Regions from separate parts of the Homo sapiens genome. Here region 1 is linked to region 2. A link is a loop called in an ENCODE intact Hi-C map of the cell type or tissue named here. Cell type or tissue: PC-3. All regions are shown on one strand. Each heading gives the region's core, and the rest is flanking DNA. Links, peaks and the distances in the headings are about the cores only. Region 1 overlaps AGMO (alkylglycerol monooxygenase). Region 2 overlaps LOC101927558 (a long non-coding RNA gene).

Region 1 (11,280 bases), core at 2,285-10,284, 520 kb before region 2:
TTATCCACCAAAATTTCTGTTCATACTATCTCTACAAAACAAATATAATTTTATTTTCAGTATTAAACTTTTTAATTTGTAATGATCAAGTGTTTCACATTTGATGGGATAGGCTGTTAAAAATTACTTCAGTTACATTAATTGAATGAAAATATTGATCCGTTTGGAAAATCAGATGGCAGTGAGATGAAACTGGTATCTTTTAACTGATTGCAAAGTCCTTCAGCTATGGAGCCAGCACATGAATAGCTACTGCTTTATTTTTTGTTTGTGCACAAGGTAATTTTAATGGTTAAATAAGTAAAATTAAAAAAAAAGAAAAATATATATAAGTAAAATAACTTAAAAGTCTTTTAATCTGAATAATGATGCATTTCAGAGAGTGCATATGCCCTCTGCAGTTGCATGTGTTAGATCTCCCCTTTGAGCATGAATATCTTAAAATGAGTACAAACTTTCGAAATAGATGCTGATACTTCTTCAGCACACTTATTCCTTCTGGTTTTTGTGCAATCAGTAATATCACTGATCTTCCCCCACCCTGTGAATAATATAAGTTGATAAACATTTTATGCAAATTATATGTTTAGCATAAGTTTTATTCAAAAGCAAATCAGTACTTAGCTTACTAAATATGGAGTTATTAATTTGGTGGGGAGGGGCTCATGGCATCCTGATGATTTTATGCATCTTGCAGCCTATTACGTAGGCCAAGCCAAGGTTTCCTAGTGTGCCGTGTGGCTGCCAGGTTCCATTTTTAGATGATCTCCAATACCCCCTGTCTAGAGAGAATTAGCCCCCTTTAGGCTCCGATTGTCTCAGCAGACATCATTTTACCAGCAAGTTAAAATGCATGCTGTGTACTGCCTCAGAAGGGGATGTGTTAGTTGCATTTGTCTAATGTCTCTGAAAGGGATGTGTTGGTTGGATTTGCCTGAATAGGATAAGGGGAGGAGAGAAACCATTATGTATGGACATCTTTTACATTTAACTTTGTGTTACAGGGAGAGCTCCCTTCAGTGAGCACACATACCTCACACTACTACAAGAGACCCTGGAAGAAGCCAGAAGTGTAAAATAGGGATCTACCAAACCTAACCCCCTGTATATTTTAACACTAAAGCAGTCATTGTCTGGGATAGATACCTGAGGTTCCTTGCCTCATGCCAGGGAAATTAAGGACATGGAAACACAAAAGAAGTGAGTTGAAGAGCAGAGGTTTAATAGGAGCAAGAAAGAGAAAAGAGAATAGCTTTTTTCCTTGCAGGGAGAGATGGGTGCCCCAGTGGGTCTTCCGTGCCCCTGGTAAAGTGCACAGGGTTGTACAGATTGGCTTGAGGAGGTAGTGCCTGATTTACATAGGGCCCAAAGATTGGTTGGACCAGGTGTGACGCTTACATAGTACTGCGAAGAAGCTTGTCACTCCACCCTAATCTTTTTATTATGCAAATGGGTTTTGTACTTGGCTGGCGCCATGTTGTCTGCTCCTTACCGTACACGTGGTTAGCAAAGAAAAGGGAACATGGAACCACCGTTTTGAACATGCCTAGTCCCCAGGTAGCCCCTTTCCTATTGGCACAACTGCTGGCATTTACCTGTGCAAGCTTCTAGCTTGCCTTTCCATGACTGCAGCTTGATTTTACAGACTGCTTTTTGTTAGAAAAGAAAATGATTTAGGAGCTGCTTTTCTTTAAAAGGAAAACCTTACCGAGGACTTCCTTATCCTCATAATCTGCCCAAATAATGCCTTGTTAACTCCTGTATCATTACCATTATTAATAATCTTCCATTAAAAATGAAAAATCAGACAAATGCAAACAGGACCTATGGTGACAATATTTTTCGACCACATCTCCATTCCCCACTCTACCTCCATTCACTCTCCAGCTTGCTGATGCTTACATAGTATTTACATTTTCTGGCTCAGTTCCTCCCCTTCCCTCCTCTCTTTTCTTTTCTTTCCCCCTCCTCTCCCCTCCCCTCTCCTCTCCTTTTTGACAGAGTCTCGCTCTGTCACCGGGCTGGAATGCAGTGGTGTGATCTCGGCTCACTGCAACCTCTGCCTCCCGGGTTCGAGCGATTCTTCTGTCTCAGCCTCCAGAGTAGCTGGTATTACAGGCACCACCACCACATCTGGATAATTTTTATACTTTTTTTTTTTAGTAGAGAAGGGGTTTCACCATATTGATCAGGCTGGTCTCGAACTCCTGACCTCATGTGATCCACCCAACTTGGCCTCCCAAAGTGTTGGGATTACAGGTGTGAGCCACCACGCCCGGCTGGCTCCGTTTCTTTTAAAATGTATGCAAAATGATCTCATGTGAAACAGAAAACTTTGGTGGCATGTCTAAATATCCATGCTTACTTAATCAGTATTACCTCTCTTAATTAACATCTTTGCTATAGAAACAATATTCTCTCACACTGCACAACTTTTCTGCTTATTTCTAAAACTTGACAGGAGGGACAAGAGAAGTTCTCCTTCATTCTAGTTTGGCTGTAGCTTCTGCAGCTTATCATTGCCAGAGGTTTGAAAAATATAGAACCTTTGGCACGTCCTCAGTCTTACTAAATTCAGTGTTCCCAACAGTCATTTCCGTTTCTAAAAAGATCCACAGGTAATCCTGATGCATAAAGCAAAGACTGTGTCTTCCTGGTTTCTGTAATGTAAATCAAGACAAGTTGTAATTTGGGGCTTACTGCTGTTAAAATGAAGAAAGAACATGCCCAAGAAATGAAGTTATTATGATTCATGGATATTGGGGTGCCTGGGTGGTTGAAAATGTTTACATAAATAGTGCTAGAGTTGTAGAATGTCAAAAAGAAGGCACAATCTGCAAGAGATAAACATCAATGCTTAATTTGCTAATTTTTTCTAATTGTGTCTTGGGGAGGAAGGAATGTAAGTTGTTAGGAAGAACGGATGGCAGAACTGGAGTGAGATTTGAAAAAAATGTTCTAATAATGAATAGAACGTTTTTTGTTGTTGTTTTTTTTTTCCACTGAGGCAGGCTTAAGATAGAGCCAAGCTGCTTCCATCATGTTGCTGAAAATTATAACATAAAAAATGTTTTAAGATTCTGAAAGTCAAACTAGTCTGTTTTTTGCTATTTTATCTTGGGTTTCTGGAGTCTATGACTATGAGAACATGGGCGAGACATTAAAAAGGAAGCTTATTTTCTATTGTTCTCCCGAATAAATCCTATTACTGTACACTATAATGTATACCATATGTTAAAGAATTCCAGTCAATGATTCTATTGCAGATTCCACACTGAGGGATTAAATTATATAATCACTAGTAAAAATGAAATTTGAAAATATTTAATAAACTATCATGTAAGCTGTTAATGTTAAATACAAGGGTTTATATACTTTAGCAACTAATTGAACATCTGATTCATGATTAGGAATGCACATATTGCTAAATATCAGGACTCTGAGACGATTAGATTCAGTTTAACAAAAATAATTTGATGGAATGAGATGATATGGAAGTAAATGGCATAACTAATAGAGCTAAGGTAATGAGCAAGTCTGGAGGAAACTGACAAGTCCTGTAGCCTCTTTCAGACATATGGCAATCCTATAAGTAAACTTACGATGTTGCCATTCTTAGAAGGTTTAGAAGTTCTGGACTCATTCACCCTGTCAATTAATCTTATGACTAAAATACTTATCCTGAGAACTTTTTTTGTATCTTGGAGCATCAAATTGAATTGAAAATACTCTGAACTTAAACTCCTCAGCTTATACTTTTAAAGGCTTGCCTTATTCAGATGTCTGACATCGTGGAATGGGGAAACATCATGGACTTCAATGTTCGACTTCAGAGAGTTTAAATTTTATTTTGGTCACTTATTACATTTCATGGGCCTGTACAAGTTATTTAACCTCAGACTCAAAATTATCTGCTATAAAGTAGTGTTAACAGCTCCTAACAGGATTGTAGAGACTAAATAAAATAATACTAATAGAGGACTACTCATTAAACAAATGCTCCTTTCCTCTATCTTTTCTTATGGTAGATTAGGAAAAGTAAATATCTTCATATGATTTGCAAAGTCAGTTTGCATCTCTCCGATAGAAGTGGTGAGTAATTGACGAGTCCTATTTTTAGGGCTTTCCCGAGAGAGAGAGAGAGAGAGAGAGAGAGAGAGAGAGAGAGAGAGAGAGAGAGAGAGAGAGACAGAGACAGAGAGAGAGTGTGTTAAAGTCCTTCCAGTAAGCATACATTACATGGTATCACTCAAGATCAATTTACAACATTAATAATAGCTGTATGTTCTGTCATCATGTATTAGTGCTCTGCAAAAGAAAACTGGACTGGAAAATTAGCAGGGTTAAAGAATAAAGTGAAGAATAAAGTGCCTTGGTTAATAATGCACAGAGGCCCTAGAAATGTAATCGCCCAATGGGTTCATTGCCTGCTGCCAGGACAGAGCCGATTTATCAAGACAGGGAAATTGTAATAGAGAAAGAGTTCAATTCATGCAGAGCCAGCTGAATAGGAGACTGGAGTTTTATTATTACTCAAATCAGTCTCCCTGAAAATTCGGAGACTGGGTTTTTTAAGGATAATTTGGTGGGTAGGGGGCCAGGGAATGGAGAGTGCTCACTGATCAGGTCAGAGATAAAAATCAAAGAGCCTTGAAGCTATTCTTGGCTGAGTCAGTTCTTGGGTGGGGGCCACAAGACCAGATGAGTCAGTTTATCCATCTGGGTGGTGCCAGCTGATCCATGGAGTGCAGGAGCTGAAAAATATCTCCAACACCAATCTGAGGTTTCACAATAATGATGTTATCCCTAGGAGCAACTGGGGAGAGTTCGAATCTTGTAGCCTCTAGCTGTATGACTCCTAAGCCTATTTTCTAATCTTGTGGCTAATTTGTTAGTCCCACAAAGGCAGCCTTGTCCCCAGGCAAGAAGGGGGTTTGTTTTAAGAAAGTGCCGTTATCATTTTTGTTTCAAAGGCAAACTATAAACTAAGTTCCTACCAAAGTTAGCTCAGCCTGTGCCCAGGAATAAACAAGGACACCTTGGAGGTTAGAAGCAAGATGGAGTCTGTTAGGTCAGATTTCTCATTGTCTTAATTTTTTCACTGTTATAATTTTTGTATAGGAGGTGTCTGGAACATTACCTGTCTGGTAACCACTCCCACTTTCATTGGCACAAATTTGTATCTTGAAAATATCTGTATTTCTAATAGAAAACCATTCACAATCACAGTGAGGTAAACCCAAGAGAGAAGAGAGAGAATAGACAGAATTCAATTTACTCAAAGAAAACTGAACTTCACCACAAAAGGATCTTTTCTCATTTGGGGGAATTATTTATTAACATTTCTATTATTAAACTCATTTTTAGGCTAATCCTATAAATTCACATATATTAAAGCATATACACATATTTATGTATCATTCCTTGGGGAATCATTAAGCTCTTCTGACATACTAAACAACTATGTAAAGATTAGCAAAAAGTCTCTTTTCTTTGCCATTACTGAAGAATGTGTTTTACCCACTGAAAAGTCTCTAGAATGTAGAATCAGGGTCTTGAGAATGTTTATGCCTTAAATTTCCTAATTTCAAGCCAGCAGAGGGCTCCCTACTGTAACATGATTCTGTATATGTATACAAAATTCTGTGAAAATTGTTGTTAAGGGACAAAAGCAGGATTCAATATATGTTATAGGCTTACGTATTGTCTATAACTATGTGTTAAATTAAGAAGTATAAAAAGAATGAAGCAAAGCCAAACCCACTTCTGATACTTGAGATAGAATGTGTTGCTTTTTCATCATGCAAAATTTAATCTTCCTCTGCTGTTCCAGTTTGAAAACTAAATATGCTTCAATTCTGTATCCTCAGTTCACATAGACACCTGCAGTCTGATTCTCTTAATACTCTATATTTTTGTCCATTCAAAGATTAAATAATGTATTGCTAATATGAGATTATCTAAGTCAGGCTCCTTAACCCAGTGATACATAGGCAAAGCTCAATGAAGAACAGCATTAGTTTTTTTTAGTACATGTGTCTTTGATTATTTAAATTATTAAATTTTATTATTAAATTATTAAATTTTAACTTGATTTCAAGAAATATTGGATAAATGAAAAATAAAGATTTTTTTTTTAACTTTTTCCAGTTCTCATTCTTTGGACTTCATCCTGCTTATCCCTGTCAGTTCCCTCCTAACGAAACACTTGGTGGATTTTTACAATCCCAATGAACAATGTACACACAACACCTTGGGTAATTTTATTTAGAGAATTAACATTGTTCTGATAACTTTAAATAATGCAGAATTGCTGCATGCTGCCCAGTCTGCCAAAACAAATTGACCAAGCATATTAGAGAAATGTATGACAAAGTAACCTGTTGAAAAAACTAATTCTGACAAATTCTGTTCATTTTTCTTTCAGTGATGTCTTTTTTCTTTGAGACGGAGTCTCGCTCTGTCGCCCAGGCTGGAGTGCAGTGGTGCAATCTCCACTCACTCCAACTTCTGCCTCCCAGGTTCAAGCGATTCTCCTGCCTCAGCCTCCAGAGTAGCTGGGACTACAGGCGCACACCACCATGTCCAGCTAAATTTTTATATTTTTAGTAGAGACAGGACTTCACCATGTTGGCCAGGATGGTCTCTATCTCTGGACCTCATGATCCGCCCACCTCAGCCCCACAAAGTGCTGGGATTACAGGGGTGAGCCACCGCGCCTGGCCTCAGTGATGTCTTTTTCTGGAATGCAGCTTCTTAGGTTATATGGATTGCAAAGGTAACTGTGGCCTTAGGAAGACAACCAATGTAATACATTTTTATGACTACAAACATGTATCTATGCATAATTTTAGCAAACATCAAAGGAAACATTGTTTTCAAATTGATGTAAAGGCAATATTCCTTCTTGTTTTTACTGTTTTTAAGTTTCATCCCTTCTTTTTATACTTGTCATATAAGGCTATCAGTTAATATAACATCATTATATTTGAAATCTTTTTTTAATTGTAGTAAAGGGGGGAAGTAACCAAAACTGACTTTAATTTTTAATAGAAAATAACAAATGTGAAAGGCAAACAATAGTAAATAAGTAATTTTACTTTTCATTGAAGAAATAGTTCATATAAGCATTACATAAAATAATTACATTTTAATATGCAGTCATAATATGCGTGTGGACAACTCATTAAAAGAAGAGAATTATGTACAAATTCAGGTTATTTCCAAGGGTGAGAGGTGAGTTGTTTCATGCTTCTAACTCCCCAGAAAGCAATGCAAATGGAAAAAACAATCTGAAGAAATAAAACACAAAGAGAAAAAAAAATTAGAAGTGAATCAATACTATTGCTCAACTGAATTAAAAATATTTCCCTAGAGGAAAATGAACATGGACATTTTAGGGAGTCAAGTTATTAAATTAAATCTAGCAATTGTTCACTGATAGAACTTAGCCAATTTAACTTAAAACATGGTGTGTGAAGACAGGAGCAGGAGTTAAGAAGTTTTATTTCTGTGGCTTGTTTCTTATATTCACAAATCTGGGTCATTTCAAGGAATGAGGCTAGACAAGTTAGATATTCAGACATTTCTTCTGACATTTGGAGATACAGCATGCTGTATGCATTATACTAGATGATCTAATTGCTTATATAGGTTAAGAAACCTTTGGAATAGGAGAAGTAAAAACACTGTTAAAGAATCCCTCCAAGTCAGTATGATCTAGCTTACTATGAATTTCGCCCAACGTGAATTAAATTCTAAACACTGCTGATGATTTACCTCCTCAGTCTTTTGATTTTATCAGGTGTAAAAATGTAACTGCAAATTTCTTTCACACTGAAGACTTAACTGAATCATATTAAGCAGCCTGAAAATTTCATTGAGTTTGTTCAATCCAGGCTCTGGTCATGGTCTTTGCACCATCAGATTTCCCAAAAGTAAACACTTCCCTATGCTCTTACCTAGGCACCGACAATTAAAACTATAGGATTGCTTTCCTGATCACCATTTTAGGTGGTTGGGTAACTGGAATGATGATGAAAGCAAACAATGCCAAAACAACCAGAGTTATTGGGATAGCTGTGCAGGAGTTTCTCTATATTTTTCATGTATGTGTATACTTCCCCTCCATACTATTAAAATAGGACCAGATGCCTCTCCCCAAGAAGAATATCACTATACCTGGAAGATTCACTGAAATATACAAAGAGAGAACATTTAATTAAGAAGATGAAGGCATGGGAGCATTCTGGTGTGGGGAACTCCGGTGAAGTCAAGACTGTTAACTGAGGACAGCTGTTAACTCACAGAAAATACCTTGAACTATGCTGATTTTGCTATTAAAGCATGAATGAGGAAAAAACATCACCAACAACCAAAATACAAATGAGCAAAAAAAAAAAAAAAAAAAAAAAAAAAAAAACCCTCCCAAACAAGGATGTTTCCATTTATGAGTGGGTTGTTCAGTTTCATATGAACCTCCTGGATCTTTCTAGAGAACCATCATCCTTCACATTAGTCAGGTTGATGGACTTCTTCAAATTCATGCATTCCTTTTAGCCTATAACACCCACAATATGAAAAAATACTAAAAATAAAATCAGCAGTTATATTGAAGGAGAAGTCAAGAATAATATTAACGTCTTGGAGTTGCCTCAGAAGTCAAATACAATATATTTAAAGGCTGGTTTTGATTTTGTTTCTTTTGACTGTAATTCAAGAGAAATGACCTCATGGCACTTCTTCTGATGGTGCCAGGTAAAATAATACTGCGCTGGGGGGAGTATTTTTGAAAGCTCTTAGACTTGTGCAATGAGTTGCATTTGTCCATGAAAATGGGTTAATGCTGAGAGGGGCGCTGAGAAGATAGCTTTTCAAGTGAGACAGAGATGATAAATCTATAATATCAGAGTAAATAATTTACTTTAGATCCAGAATATTCAGCAAGCAACTAATACATACCTTGTGTTGTGCAGGGTGCTGGAATCTAAGCTATATTTGGCACTAGAAGTCTTTATTGGTTACAAGGATGATCTCCCTGAGGGAAGGCTGAGTACAATTACTTCAGTGAAACCTCATAAGTTGTATATAAAGTTTTCGGAGTATTCTCATAAATCTCATAATTCTCCTCTTTTCCATTCTCAATTCCCCTAGACTATCCATACTTTCATCTCGACTTCCAGTACTATTAAAAATTTTTACCTAAATAGGAAGTGGAAAAGATTACAAGTCTAGTTATGCCTTGTTATTAATCCACCACTTTCCACTAAATCTTTCCACCTTTGAAACTGTGATTCACATCCTTTATCCTCTAGGACCTACCTCTAAGTAAATCACAAAAATCTTCCCTTTTCCAATTATCTGAAATGCTTTCAAATTCCTACCGAAAATGCAGTACTGAAGTTAGCAGTCTTATTTTTTTTTTCTTTTCTTTTTTTTTGTTTTTTTTTTTGCTTGCTTGCTTGTTTCAGGCTCCTATGTGTTATCCCTTCAAAGAGATGTACAACTGGTTAAGCCTAGGAGTCAGGATCAGATTATATTAATGTGCAATGAAGACCTTTGCTTAGGCCAGCACTGTCCCACATGCCTTTATTAGATTATGTCATCTAATTCTCATGACAAACTTTGGTGTACTGGTATCCAATTTGGCAGTGAGACAGTAGGAACTCAAAATTCATGTGGTTATACCAAGGAATCACAAAACTACTAAATATCAGAGCTAGAATAAAGTTTTACATTTACCCCAAGAAAATCTAACTGCAAAACCTAGGAAATCATTTCAAAGAATATGAACATCCATAGTGAATTCATTTCCTTTTCTGTAGTCATCACCTAGATTTTCCTAGTTATTTTTCTTCTTGTGTCAGTAACCGCTAGGCTTCTGAGACCTTTTCACTATCAATATTTTAAGAACAAATTTGGAATTTTTATATATAATAAAATCCAGATTGGCAAAGGATCATAGAAATAAAATAACATAAATGTGCCCTTCTAAAAATATGTGACTCTGAAATATTCACCATTCCATTAGAAAATATTTCAGTAGAAGAAAACAGAGTTAATTTTACACTTTAGAATATATGTGTTTATATATAAATATTACATACAATGTATAGATTCAAATATATATTGCACTATAATTTTAAGCCAGAAAATTATTTAACATAGAGTCAATATAACCACCTGATTACCGTAGTCACTCCATTTAAAATTTTCCTTGTCCAACTGTTCTCTTGATTTTTGTATTACGCCATTTATTTTAGGTCTCCTTAGTTGATTAGATTAAATATGTCACTTTACTTGATAGTTCATTAACACATTTCTCAAATATTTGTTAAATAAATACAGAATTCCTACTTAGGCTAGTGAAAGAATAGATGAAAACTGTAGACTTCTTATTTTGCAATATTTGTCTCTAATCTACATATATGATGTTTCCGGATACATACAAACTCAATGCACACTTATTGTATCCTAGTTCTAGGCAAGTCCCATGATTTTAACAGCTGGATTCTAAATATAAAGCAGAGGAAGTTCATTCTTAGTGTCAAGCCGTCCTTGTGCTAACACATCATTAGTGGTCCTTGTCTTCAGGCTATTTCCTTGACTTCCCAGGAACCTCAACTCTGATGCCTGAACTTTTGGCCTGTACAGATGCTGTCATGTTTCCACCATGCCTTTCCAAAAAGTTCATCAATTGGCAGGTGGCTAATCTGTCAGTAATCCATATTAAAATTTTAATGGGGACTGGTGTTTTATTCTGCTGCTCCTCTCAGTTATGTGTGTGTGTGTTTGTTGCTTTTGTTTTAAGAGACAAGGTCTTGCTATGTTGCCCAAACTGGACTCGAACTCCTGGGCTCAAGCACTCCTCCCATCTCAGCCTCCCTAGTTGGGCCTATAGGGACATATCATCTCACCCAGGTTTATGTCTGTGTTTTGAGAGGCCTTATTCAAAATGGCTCTAATGAAGAGGAAATCAAGCATCTAATCTTAAAGGAGAGAGAATAGTGTGCTTGTTGCATGCTCTCAAATTGCAAACCCTCAAATTACAAAGAAATGTGGTGGATTTGACTTATACCTATGTACATATCTGTCTCTTCTGGTTTTAATACACTTACTATATTTATCAATAAGCAACCAGAAGAGAAAAGAAAAACAAATATCACTTTGTGCAGTGGAAAGTTCCAATTACAACTAGCTAGGGATCTTCCACAGCCTTTGTGGTAGTGATGAAATAAGACTTTTCAAATAATTCAGCCTTCAGATAAGCTTACAAATAAA
Region 2 (11,280 bases), core at 2,229-10,228:
TACTTCCATAACTTTAAATAATATATTTTGTTTTTTTGTCCTGGGTGTATTATTGAAATAAGTACATTCCCTCTTACTCGTTCTTCTCAACCCCAGATCCATTTTCCAATCCCCCACTGATCCCATGTCAGCATGCTCTGTTTTTGACTAGACAAATAATACACAGATTTATTTCTACAGGAAAAACCTCTGGTAAAGTCATGGAGTGCCTACTTGAACGATATTCAAAAGGTAACTGCATGCTTTTGCTGGCCAGAAATAACTCACAGCAAATGAATTCACAGAGCAGTCAATGGAATTCTGTAACCCTCTTAGGGGAGCCATTGTACTATAAGAGAAACTTGAAGCAGTGAAGCAGCCTTTATATCTATATATATCTGTATATAGCTATATACACATAATACAGTGTATGTGTGTGTTCATATACATACACACATACATGCATACATATGTATGTACACACATACATACTGTATTATGTACGATAGAAATTATGGTAAGAATAAGTTAGACTATTGATCTGTGACAAATTTCCACTTGAAGTCATATGGTGTTGGCTTAATATTCCTTTCATTTACATTGTATTATTGTGATAATTTATTTAGAATGATTTTTATTTATTACTGTTGCAAGACTAGCAGTAGATTGAATGGCAGTAATTCTAAGACAAGAATAGACTGACGTTACTTCTTAGATGTAAATCTACAGATTGAAAGATTGGTACTATGAGATTTTTTGTTTTGTTTTGTTTTGTTTTGTTTTTGTTTTGAGATGAAGTCTTACTCCGTCACCCAGACTGGAGTGCAGTGGTGTGATCTCGGTTCACTGCAAACTCTGCCTCCTGGGTTCAAGCAATTCTCCTGCCTCAGTCTCCCCTAGTAGCTGGGATTACAGGCATGTGCCATCACACCCAGCTAGTTTTTGTATTTTAGTAGAGACGGGGTTTCACCATGTTGGCCAGGGTAGCCTCGAACTCCTGGCCTCAAGCAATCCACCCACCTCAGCCTCCCAAAGTGCTGGGATTACAGGTCCTGAACCACTGCACCTGGCCCAAGATTTGTATTTCTTAAACTGAATTCCAGAATTTATTTGAGAGAAAACACACACACACACACACACATACACACACACTTTCAGTGCATGAATAGCATTCTGTATTACTGGGATTAACTATAAGAGTTCATTTAACAAATTTCTTTTACAGAAGTCAGTTTAGAATTGGGGGCAGTGTTAGGGCTGAAAGTATGGAAAAGTAAAGACGGAAATAAAATTTTTTAGAAATAAAACTCAAATTTATGACATGGGAGAAATCATGAATTTTTCAAGTTAACAATGTTTGGCTATTGTTATATATATCATGGTTTAGCCAATCTGCACATCCATTGTTTTATGTTGACATGTCGTGTTACAAGTTTTGTGTTATTCTTGGCAGCTAGCACACTTCTGAAACTTTTGGTGACCATTCTGGCAGAGTATCTAATGCATCTGAAAACAAACAAACAAACAAAAGTAATTATTTGAAGGAAATCAAGGCACAATTAAAAGTGGAGACACATTGTCAGTTTGCATCAATCTAACTTAAATATGTCTCCTAAATCTAAATGTCACTAAGAATTACTAGTTTTTTGGGGTTTATTTTTTTTTTCAGCCTAGGAATTTGGAAAATCTTCCCTCCTTCCAAAATGATATTTCAGGGGATTTCCAGACCTTTCCCCCCTATTACATTTGATTGCTTTCTATCTCATTATTTCAAAATCTGATGTTTTCTAGAATATCTACACACTTACACACACACACACACACACACACACGCAAACAAAGTACATTTACATTGCATTCCCTTTAGCCCTAGTCATTTTTTTTAGGTCATCTAAATTTTGGGCTGGCCACTTTCTCACTTCATCTAATTTCTGGGATGGTCACATTTTTTACTTCATCTTAATTCTGGTCAAGGGCAGGATTTACTGTGTCTGGACAGATAGTGAGATAAAAAGGGCATGACAAAGGTGAAGAGAACACACTCCTGCCTCCCACCTCCCCTGAGAATATGTATCTCAGTCTATCATTCTTCCTTCAGAGTGATGCTCCTGGATATAAAAGGAAATGATCAGAGACTTGCTGCTGGCTGAGTGCGTTTGAGTATATAGGATTCCTCACAGGAATTGAACTGCAAGTTTCTGCATGTCTCATAATTATTATTCCTGTGTACTTTTGTGTCTGTAGATTATCAAAGGAGAAGGCAAAGGGGGAAAAGGGGAAAAACAGAGAAAGATATAAGTGGAGCCCTCTTCACAGCTTTTCTTTCTATTTGTTAACGGCTATGAAGATTCCTTAAAACTTGAGTGGGTTTCTGCGTTCTCCCTTCAGGAAAAGAAGAGATGGAAGGAAACTGTTGCTTCATTTTCTGTTCATGGAAGGGGAGAGAGAATATCTGAGTTTGGTGGGAGCAGGCACAGACAGCAGAAGGTAATTATGCAGCCAAATTCAGACTTGGGAGAAACACAACAACTGTGATAGGTGATTCCAGGACAGGGAAGTGTGCTCCTGACGGAACATTTTTTTTCAATCTGCATTTTTTTTTTTTTTTTCTCCTGGCCACCCAGACCACTTGTCCAGACGTGGAACTCCCAACAGTAGCTTAGAGCTCATACAATACCAAGCACTGCAACCGCGCAGAGTTTTCTCAGTTTGAAGTCACGGCTGAGGTGTGAAGGTGTCATCTGGATTTGGGATTTTGTCTGAATTTATCTTACGTTTAATAATTTTTTGGCAATGCTAGGCCAGAGTTATTCTTTATGCACAATCCATAGCTTAAACAGAACGTTGTGGGTCAGGTCAGAAATACAACCACCAGTGACAACATTGATTTTGTCTGCTCAACAAATATTTATTAAGCACTATGAGGATGTATTCCAATTTTCAAGCAAAAGTAGCAAGACATAGGCTTTTACAATTAGTGATTATCTGAATATGAGTGGCATTAAAAATGTGTATTGAAATTATTATTTTTTCAAGATATATAAAGGCTTAATCTCTTCCAGAAGATGGCAAAGAATGAATTTCAATTATTATGATCACCACTATTGATTTAATATGACTTCTTCAATTGGATGTGCTATCTTCTGCCATAAATATAATAAATAGAAAATTATATAATCTGAAGAGTATTTTTTCTCGTTCAATTTCTATAACATTTATTTTAAATTCACACTATGCCTTCTTAACTTGAAGAAAGCAAGCCTGCATTTGAAAAACACTATAACAAAATTTACTTCTGAGTCCAGCTTCACGTACTAAGAAATGTTGTTATTGTCTTATTGTAATGTTATTATTATGTATAAATTTTCACATCTATAATTACTATGCCATGTAATTTAAATATCTCTACATTGTCACAGAAATATAATAGTATAATATTGACCATTTGTAGATATGTATTTTAATTTAAATGACTCATGAAATTTGAGTTTATTTTAAGAAAAAAAGGAATGGATTGAGGCAAAATAATATTGATAAGTTGAAGAAATACCAGTGGGCAGTTAGAAGCACTAAGCTGAATTTCTGACTTCTTGTCATATTCTAATTATTTGTTTTGATTTTAAATTTGGAATATTTTAAAATACAATATTTTAGTATAAGAAAGTTTGGTTCAAAGATATTTGGGCATTTCCCATTACCCCTTAACAGTGTAATATTAATATTTTCAATATTATACTTGATACACTAAACCATAAAAAAGATTTTCTTGAACTAATCAGAACATAAAAACTCTTATTTTAAGCAAATAATATTCCAAACAGTAAGTCTCCTTTTATAAAGACAAATGACGGTAAACAGACCAAATCAGAGAGTTTGTAAAATTCTTATTATTATGATTGAAGGAGAAAAGCTCATTCGGGTTTTGGTATTGAGGCTGATACAGATACGAACGTTCTCAACGTGCATGATTTACAACTGCCATTATACCGTGATGGCAAATCTTCAAACAGAGTTGAAACAATTTTGATCATCCTCCCTCCCCATGAAAACAAAAAATGCTATCACAATAGAAAAAGAAGAAAAAGAAACATAATGGGTAACTGAAAGTCATTGACTTGATTTAAAATCTGGTCAAAAGATTGTGGCTCTCTGTAAACAAAGAAGCATAGACTGTCTCATTCTTTCCCACAGTAGTGTTCTGATGCAAGAGGATATATATTTGGGTTCCCAAATTCTTGCCTCCCTAAGGGAATTTAACTTCTATACAATTCTCAGCAATAAATATGAACCACCATTTCACACTGTAAAACATTTCTGTCAACATAGCAGATGCTAAAGATGATAGATTTGACTAAGAACACATCCAGATAATACAATGTATTTTGAGTGATTTGGAAAGAAAAGTAATCTCTGCAGGTGAAGAGAATATTCTAATGATATACTTAATTTAGACAACGTAATTTTTTAAATGTTTCTACCTTTTTTCTTTTCTTAATTTTAGCAAGGAAAAAATATTTAGAATGCTCCCAGAATTGAACTTTAAAGTAAAAGTCACAATGTTCAGCTATCTATTTTTGTTTTATATTACAGATTTATGCATGGCCTGCGTTAAATACCATGTGAGTTTTATAGAGAAAAGAGAGGACATAGACATTACCTTTAAGAATATCCCTTATTTGCTTTTAACATAAAATGTCAATCTAAAAACTAAACATTTTAGATGGCCTTTGTGGAAATTTTCAGCTATAACCATCAGAAAAAATGGGCCTGAGAAACACTGTCAATTTTTTTAATCCATTGAACCAAATCATTTTGCAAAATATTGTATTTGTACATTTTTAAAACTATTATAGTTTACATTTAGAATATAAAACAGCAGGGCATAACTCTTTCAAGTAACTTTCAATTTTTAATAAGAGAGTAGATCTAGGAACAAACGTCTAAGGAGTGTTTTATTGTTGTTGTTGTTGTTATTCAAGATATGACCCATAATACGTAGATGTGGAAAATCCCTGTTTTTCCAGTGGTCAGATGTTTTGAACTTGTGTTGACTGAACCATAAAAATGGCTGACTCCACCACTACAACACTAAGGAAATTGAACCTGAAAGATACATTTCCTTGTTTTGTTCCTGGGTTTTTTTCCTTCTGAATTACTTGATTTTCCTAGGAACTTCAGAATCTCTTTTACTATTGTTTTGAAATTATTAATTAACCTCTCAAGCAAGTGAATAAAATCGATGTCACCATTTAAGGTGAGAAAAAGAAATGCTCTGCCGCACAATTTATTATCCTTTTTTAGCACTGCATGATTTTAAATCAAGGTTTAGATATTCTGGAATGGAAAAATTGCACTAGAAAAGAATAAATTTATAGCTACAGACTCAAAGGGCCTTGTTCCCTAAAGAACCTCTGCTTCCAAGATCTTTCTGATTCATCACAAAGACCTAAATGTGGGGAGAAATATTTTTAAAAAGTTAAAAAAAGAATAATTGGAAAATATGCTTAAGTGTTGGAGAAGTGAGAGTCTGTCAGGAACAGAAATAGACAACTTAATTATCTAGAACAATAAACACCCAAGAGTAATTTCCAAAATATATTGACGTTTCTGAGAATTTTCTAGAAAATTAATTCTCGGTATGTTTTCTAGCTAAGAACATTCCCCACCAGACTGCAAATATGAAACTTGTTTTTGAATTTCTGAGAAAAGAAGAAGGAATGTTTTTATACGTAACAATGAATCACATCCTGACAGCGCCATCTACCAGTCACAGTTCAAACTGCAAGGGAAAACCGAGTTCTAAAACAAAGCTTCTGATTTTAAGTAACCAAAACAATTTCTGAAACAATATATAATGGTGTCTAATATATGAAACATTTTATTTTGAATTCTTCATTTAATACTTTTATTATGTCCTCATAATAAATTATATAGGGGATTTCTAGTTAACCAAAAGAATATAATCCCATAGTCCTTGAATCATTATTTTTAGATCCCTGTGGCATAGAAAAATATAGCTTCCTAAGCTAATTACTATCTCAAAGTTCATTTTCCTTTCATCACTACAAATATGTTCTCCAGGAAAATATAGTGCCCATAGTTTGTCTATGTCCTTCTAACTGTGTTGGTATCTCATGCAGTGGATACTTTTATGACTTCCTGTTTCACTGGCGTTCTCATGGTATCCTAAGGTCCAGAAAAATTCTATCTTTTATCCTAGCACTGATTTGAGCTTGCAATTTAAAACACTAGGGGTTAGTCTGTATTTTTCTCTTGCAGAAATGGAAATAATTGAAACGACACGTTACTAAATCATTAAAGCATTACCACAAGCTGTTTTGGTGTAGTCGTTTGGTTTGGAGCCTGTGGAATGAAAAATGCACTATTCTGTTTTACCTTGAAGCCCTGCTTTAGTTAAAAGACATTACAGTCTCTCATGAGTATGTGGTATAAGCTTCTCTGTCCAAAACCAACAGTCAGTTGGCTCCACACTCACTCATTTCCTTCTCTCCTCTTCTTCCTCTTCCTCCTTCTCTTCTGACAGAAGCAGAAAAATTACTTGAGCATTTTGAAATAAATGTCCTTTTGAGGCCCAAGATGTCTACCACCCAATTGGAAAAGCAGGAAAGACCATGTAAACTTGAGAACCAGTGCAACTGGTGAGGCTGAGGAGCAAGCATGTTTCCAAGATGAAGCACAAATGCTTTTATGGGTAACTGAATTGGCTGTGGCATTAGGATCTACTCTAAGGATTCAAAAAAAATTATTTATAAGCATAAATAGTAAAAATATGTAAACATTATGTACCTCAAGGTATTTTTTTTTACATGTAACCTCCATTATAGATTGCAAATGAAACAAAAATTATATTTGTTAAATCATAAAGCCTTATTTGGTCGATTTCTTCTTTTAAAACTTCAGGAAGTATTTTAAAGAACCAGAAATTATATTCCTCTTTTTTTTATCTTTTAGGGAGAAAGAATATTTAGTTTGTACTTGTTTGGATATCAGCAACATAAAGAGCTTTTTCTTTTTTGGAGAGAAAAATTTTTATACCCTTAGCTGACTTCACACACACACAAAAATCTGGTACACAAATGTAGGCAATTTAAACTAGTCACTTGGGTGAAAATCTCTCCGTCTTCATCTCATTCAAAATATTACCTAAATGTAATCTGAACCATTTAGAGTAGCTCTACTTAAATCCTGTTATGTTTTCACTAGTAAAGACTGATAACCTGATAGTTCCCAAGGCTTTGATGCTTACAGTTTGAATACCAAGTTGACATTACATGCTCTTTTCTAAAAATCCCCAGGGCTATATTAGAGATGAGATAAGTAAAGATGTATAGAACTGTGTAGAAATCTGTGAGTATCTTCGAACACAGTACTCTAAGTGAATATCCCTATAGGTTTAGTCATTCTCACATTAATATAATCTTGTTACTGGTGGTTAATGAAAGACAATGAAAACTTGGCCTCAAAGTTTTAAATACTTATACATTTCTTTCGAAGTAGAATTACTATGAAAATAGCATTTATTATACATTTAAAAATACTTCAAAGGTGTTAATTTTTAGAGGTTATGAGTTCATTTTTTCACTCATCCTTGCTCTCTAACGTATACTTAGAATAGTATGCCCCTAAAAGGCTCTATTTAGGCCATCATAATTTCTTCTCTGGGCTATTACTTTACTCCCTAACTTAATACCTAACTTCAGTGTCGCCATTCTTCTTCCTTTGCACAGTAGATTGGTTTTTCTAATCTCCTTATCCTATCATCAGTGCATAAAAATACACACAGGCCTTCAACAATGTTCCCTTATGATGGCACTTCATCCCTCCACTTCTCCATCTCCAACCTGAAATCCAGCCACACTGGATTCATGACAGTTCTTTTAAAGGCTTTGCTCTCTCGCTTCCTGTTCCCCACTCCTACCCACCCATCTCATATGTTTAGGACATCTTCATTCGTGTTTTAATGCCTACTAAAATAAAACTCCACAGAGAATCTTTCCTGACCTCTTGAACCCTTCTCTTTAACTCCCCACGTTTCCAATTCACACTGTACTGCAACCCCGTACTTGCAATTCAATAGACTGTAGGACATTTATGGGCAGAAAGCACGTGTGATCCATTTAGAAGGATAGCGCTGAAGGCAAGGCCTGGTAAGAGAGAGTTCTCACTGTCAGTTCACTGGATAAATGAAAGGATGTTTGAGTGGACAGTCAGATCAACTCAGTAACTTTAGAAACAAAGAAATTGAGAGGTAGTTTGATTAAAAGGCTTGTCTAAGGCCACTTTTTGAAGGAATGGCACCATGACGCCAGGTGACAATGATCATTCAGGGCTCCTTCCCCTTATAGCTCGACAACAGTTCCTGAAAAATGTCAGTCTCAATAGCATTAATTTAGGACTAAATCTTAGCTATGTACAATGTCCCAGTAAGAATAATATTCCATGTTTGTCCTTTGTGTTTAAACAAAGTGTGTGATCAATTTGAATTTAGTGTCCTCTGCCCCATGCCTGAGGTGGGGAGCACAACTTTAGAAACTGTGAGTGGCAGCCCTTCTATGAGCAAGAAGCTTGCACACTTAGCTCTCTTTTCCATGGTTTCTTCAATACTTAGGATTTTCCTGACTTCCTCCAGTTGTGTTTTTTTTCTTTTGCATTTTTCTTTTTTAAGTTTGGAGAAGTACAGCCAGCTGGCTGGAGTCTGCCTCCCATGTGTTCTTAATAACTATTATTTCCCCAAGGGCTAGCTTATGCTTCTCAAACCTGGCTACAGATTAGAATCTCCAGGGTAACTTTTGAAAAAAATACCAATGTGTGGACCCACAACCAATAATTCTGATTAAATTGGTTGGGGGTAGATCTTGGGCAACAGTAGGCTATCAAAAACTCTCATCTGATTCTAATGTGTGGCTAGACCTCGCCATCTCCACTCTTGACTTTTTCAAGAGAAATAATGAAATGGCCTGGCATTCTATTTAATTTGTATATCGCTTCTGTCCACAGCTTCCAGGGCAGGGGATGTTGCATGCTCAATGTATATATTCTATTCAAATGTGGAATGAATAATGAAAAGATGGTTCTTTCCTTGTATGTTATTTTGGATATGTGGCTGGTCAAAGACTCCTATAAGGACCAATAAAAAGGAAGGATCATTGGATTCTATACTGTCAATGTCTGACTTTGTCTTGGAAAAATTGCACTGAAGTCCTATTCAGAGTTGGCTTTGGAAAGCCCCTCCTTCCCCCAGGAGGGTGAGGCAAGTGGTGACAGAAGTTGATTACAGAACAAAGAACCATTTTCCCAATTTCTCTTTAATTCTGAGTATTTTCTTATCAAATTCCCATTCCTCTACACTTATTCTTCCCTTGCATTGAATATGTGATCTGAATAGGTACTAGATCAGTGTTATTATAATTTCTAATTAAGTTGTTAAGCTGTTGATATTAACATAGTAGAAGACTAATGAAAAGTGAACAACGAGCTGTTCTTGGCATAACAATAGAAAAGCGGATAGCACTCTGGCACCTTATAACTACCTAATCAGTTACTGTCATTTATGGAGAGACTGATGGTTCTCTTGAGATATTAATTTGGGTTTGGGGGGCGGTTAGGGAAAGAACATGTTGCTAATGTGTGCTAGTCAATTCATTTATATTTTCTATGCTTCTTTTTCAGAGTTCATCTGTTCCACAGTATCAGCTTACTGAGCAACGTTATCCAGGGAGCCCTATACCTCTGGCCATTGCTGATTAGACAAGAATAAGCATTTGGTTATTTGTGACAAACCTGATTTTTTTCCAGTGATTCATACTAATAGTGCCAGAGATATTCCGAGGTATTCAGAGATATTGACACCTTAAGGTTATATATTCTAAGGCCAGTGGCCAATTTCATCTATGTTTAAGTTAATAATTAAACAGGGAAATCTGGTGCTATTGTGTGGTCTAATAAATAAAATATTCTGAGTATTTGGCTTAATGAGCATGCCTTGGAATGAGTGGCAGATAGAGAAAGGAGACCAGCTACCTGCTTACTTTTTAGTTCCTGGGAGTCCCGGCTACTCTTTCTTTCAGTCAGTTGGTGAGATTCCCTTGTGTTCATCGGATACATTCATTTTTTCTTAGCTAATTTATGTTCATTAAAATAACACTATCCTTAACCAGGAAGAATAATAAAGTGTTCCGTAACATACATATTTAGATTAGTCTTCACTCTGAATTTCTTTTGTTTAAAGTGATTCAAAGAAACCATTTAGCTTTAGATTGACACATTTCCAGGGGAGGATTTTCACCTAAAAGAACAGACTGTGGAAAGACCTACGGGCTTATGTGATGAAGGAAAAACAAAGAGAACTCAAAAGATGAGGAAAGAACTTGAAAGTTAAATTCTGTTACTTCATATCAGTAAGTGATTTCTTCTATATAATTTACACTGTAATATTCTTTAAATGAACAAAAATATGTATATTTGTAAAAGGCCCTATGCATACACTAGTAAGAAATGTGTTAAAAATGAAAGAAAAATGCTGACATGCCTAGGAATGATTATGATAATGATAACGATTGTAAATATTATGGGCCAGACACTCTACCAATACAACAAAAATAACAGCAATAAACTTTACATGGATGATAACATTGAATTCTAACAACAGTTTTATGAATTTAGAAATGTTATGTCTATTTTATGAATAAGGAAACCTAGACTTAGAGCGGTTAAATCACAGTCCAAAGTTATACAGCTGTAATATGGTGGATTCAAATTGCAAAATCAACTGAGTATTGTTTTAGAGTCCGTGATCTTAAGCACTCTGCTTTAATATACTTAGAGGAAAACTTTCCTCAATTTCTGGAGATGAAGAAATGGAAAATTATCCAACCTAGTGGCAATGCAAACCATCTGAGAAAGGAGAGTCTGGGAGTGTGGCTGTCTGAGACACATCATTTCATCCCAGCCGGTGCTCTTGGGAAGAATTAGGACTTTGTAAGAAATACTTAATTTGAAAAGGATTATCTTGACACTTCTGTGGAAGGTCGACCAGAAAAAAGAAGATACATCATAAGACTATTTTAGTAATTCAAATGAAATGAAAATGTCCAGTTTGGGGTTATAATTATCAAGGTTTATAGAAGCTGGTAAAGGAGAAAAATTGTTACAGATAATTTAAAATTTTGAGTCTGGTGGACTGAAAAAATAATGATGCCATTGGGAGCAAAAGTAAAATTATAAAGTGTCTGTTTTTTGATGAGGGAAAAAATATATTTCACTCAAGCTGTGAGCAAAGAT

Evidence for each region. Peaks named below come from ENCODE experiments on the same cell type or tissue, not always from the same donor. Only the 100,000 strongest peaks of a DNase experiment are listed, where the experiment ranks them.
Region 1: it touches region 2 in a loop (2.4-fold over the local background); 5 of 110 quality-filtered maps call a loop at or near these places.

Annotation. Positions count from the first base shown.
Region 1 is chr7:15,194,068-15,205,347 of GRCh38, forward strand. It overlaps AGMO (alkylglycerol monooxygenase), which reads right to left. Exons shown (of 13, transcript NM_001004320.2): 13 at 6,250-7,292. The coding sequence ends at 7,218. Among named protein-coding and RNA genes, the nearest start is that of DGKB, 300 kb to the left of the region's middle. In PC-3, for the core only: a CTCF peak has its summit at 5,596 (motif pointing right); a DNase peak (open chromatin) is centred at 4,754; H3K27ac peaks cover 1,321 bases.
Region 2 is chr7:15,715,345-15,726,624 of GRCh38, forward strand. LOC101927558 (a long non-coding RNA gene) reads left to right here. Exons shown (of 4, transcript XR_927057.3): 2 at 181-231; 3 at 2,368-2,466; 4 at 9,670-11,280. Among named protein-coding and RNA genes, the nearest start is that of LINC02587, 33 kb to the left of the region's middle. In PC-3, for the core only: a CTCF peak has its summit at 5,729; no DNase peak of the experiment used is centred there.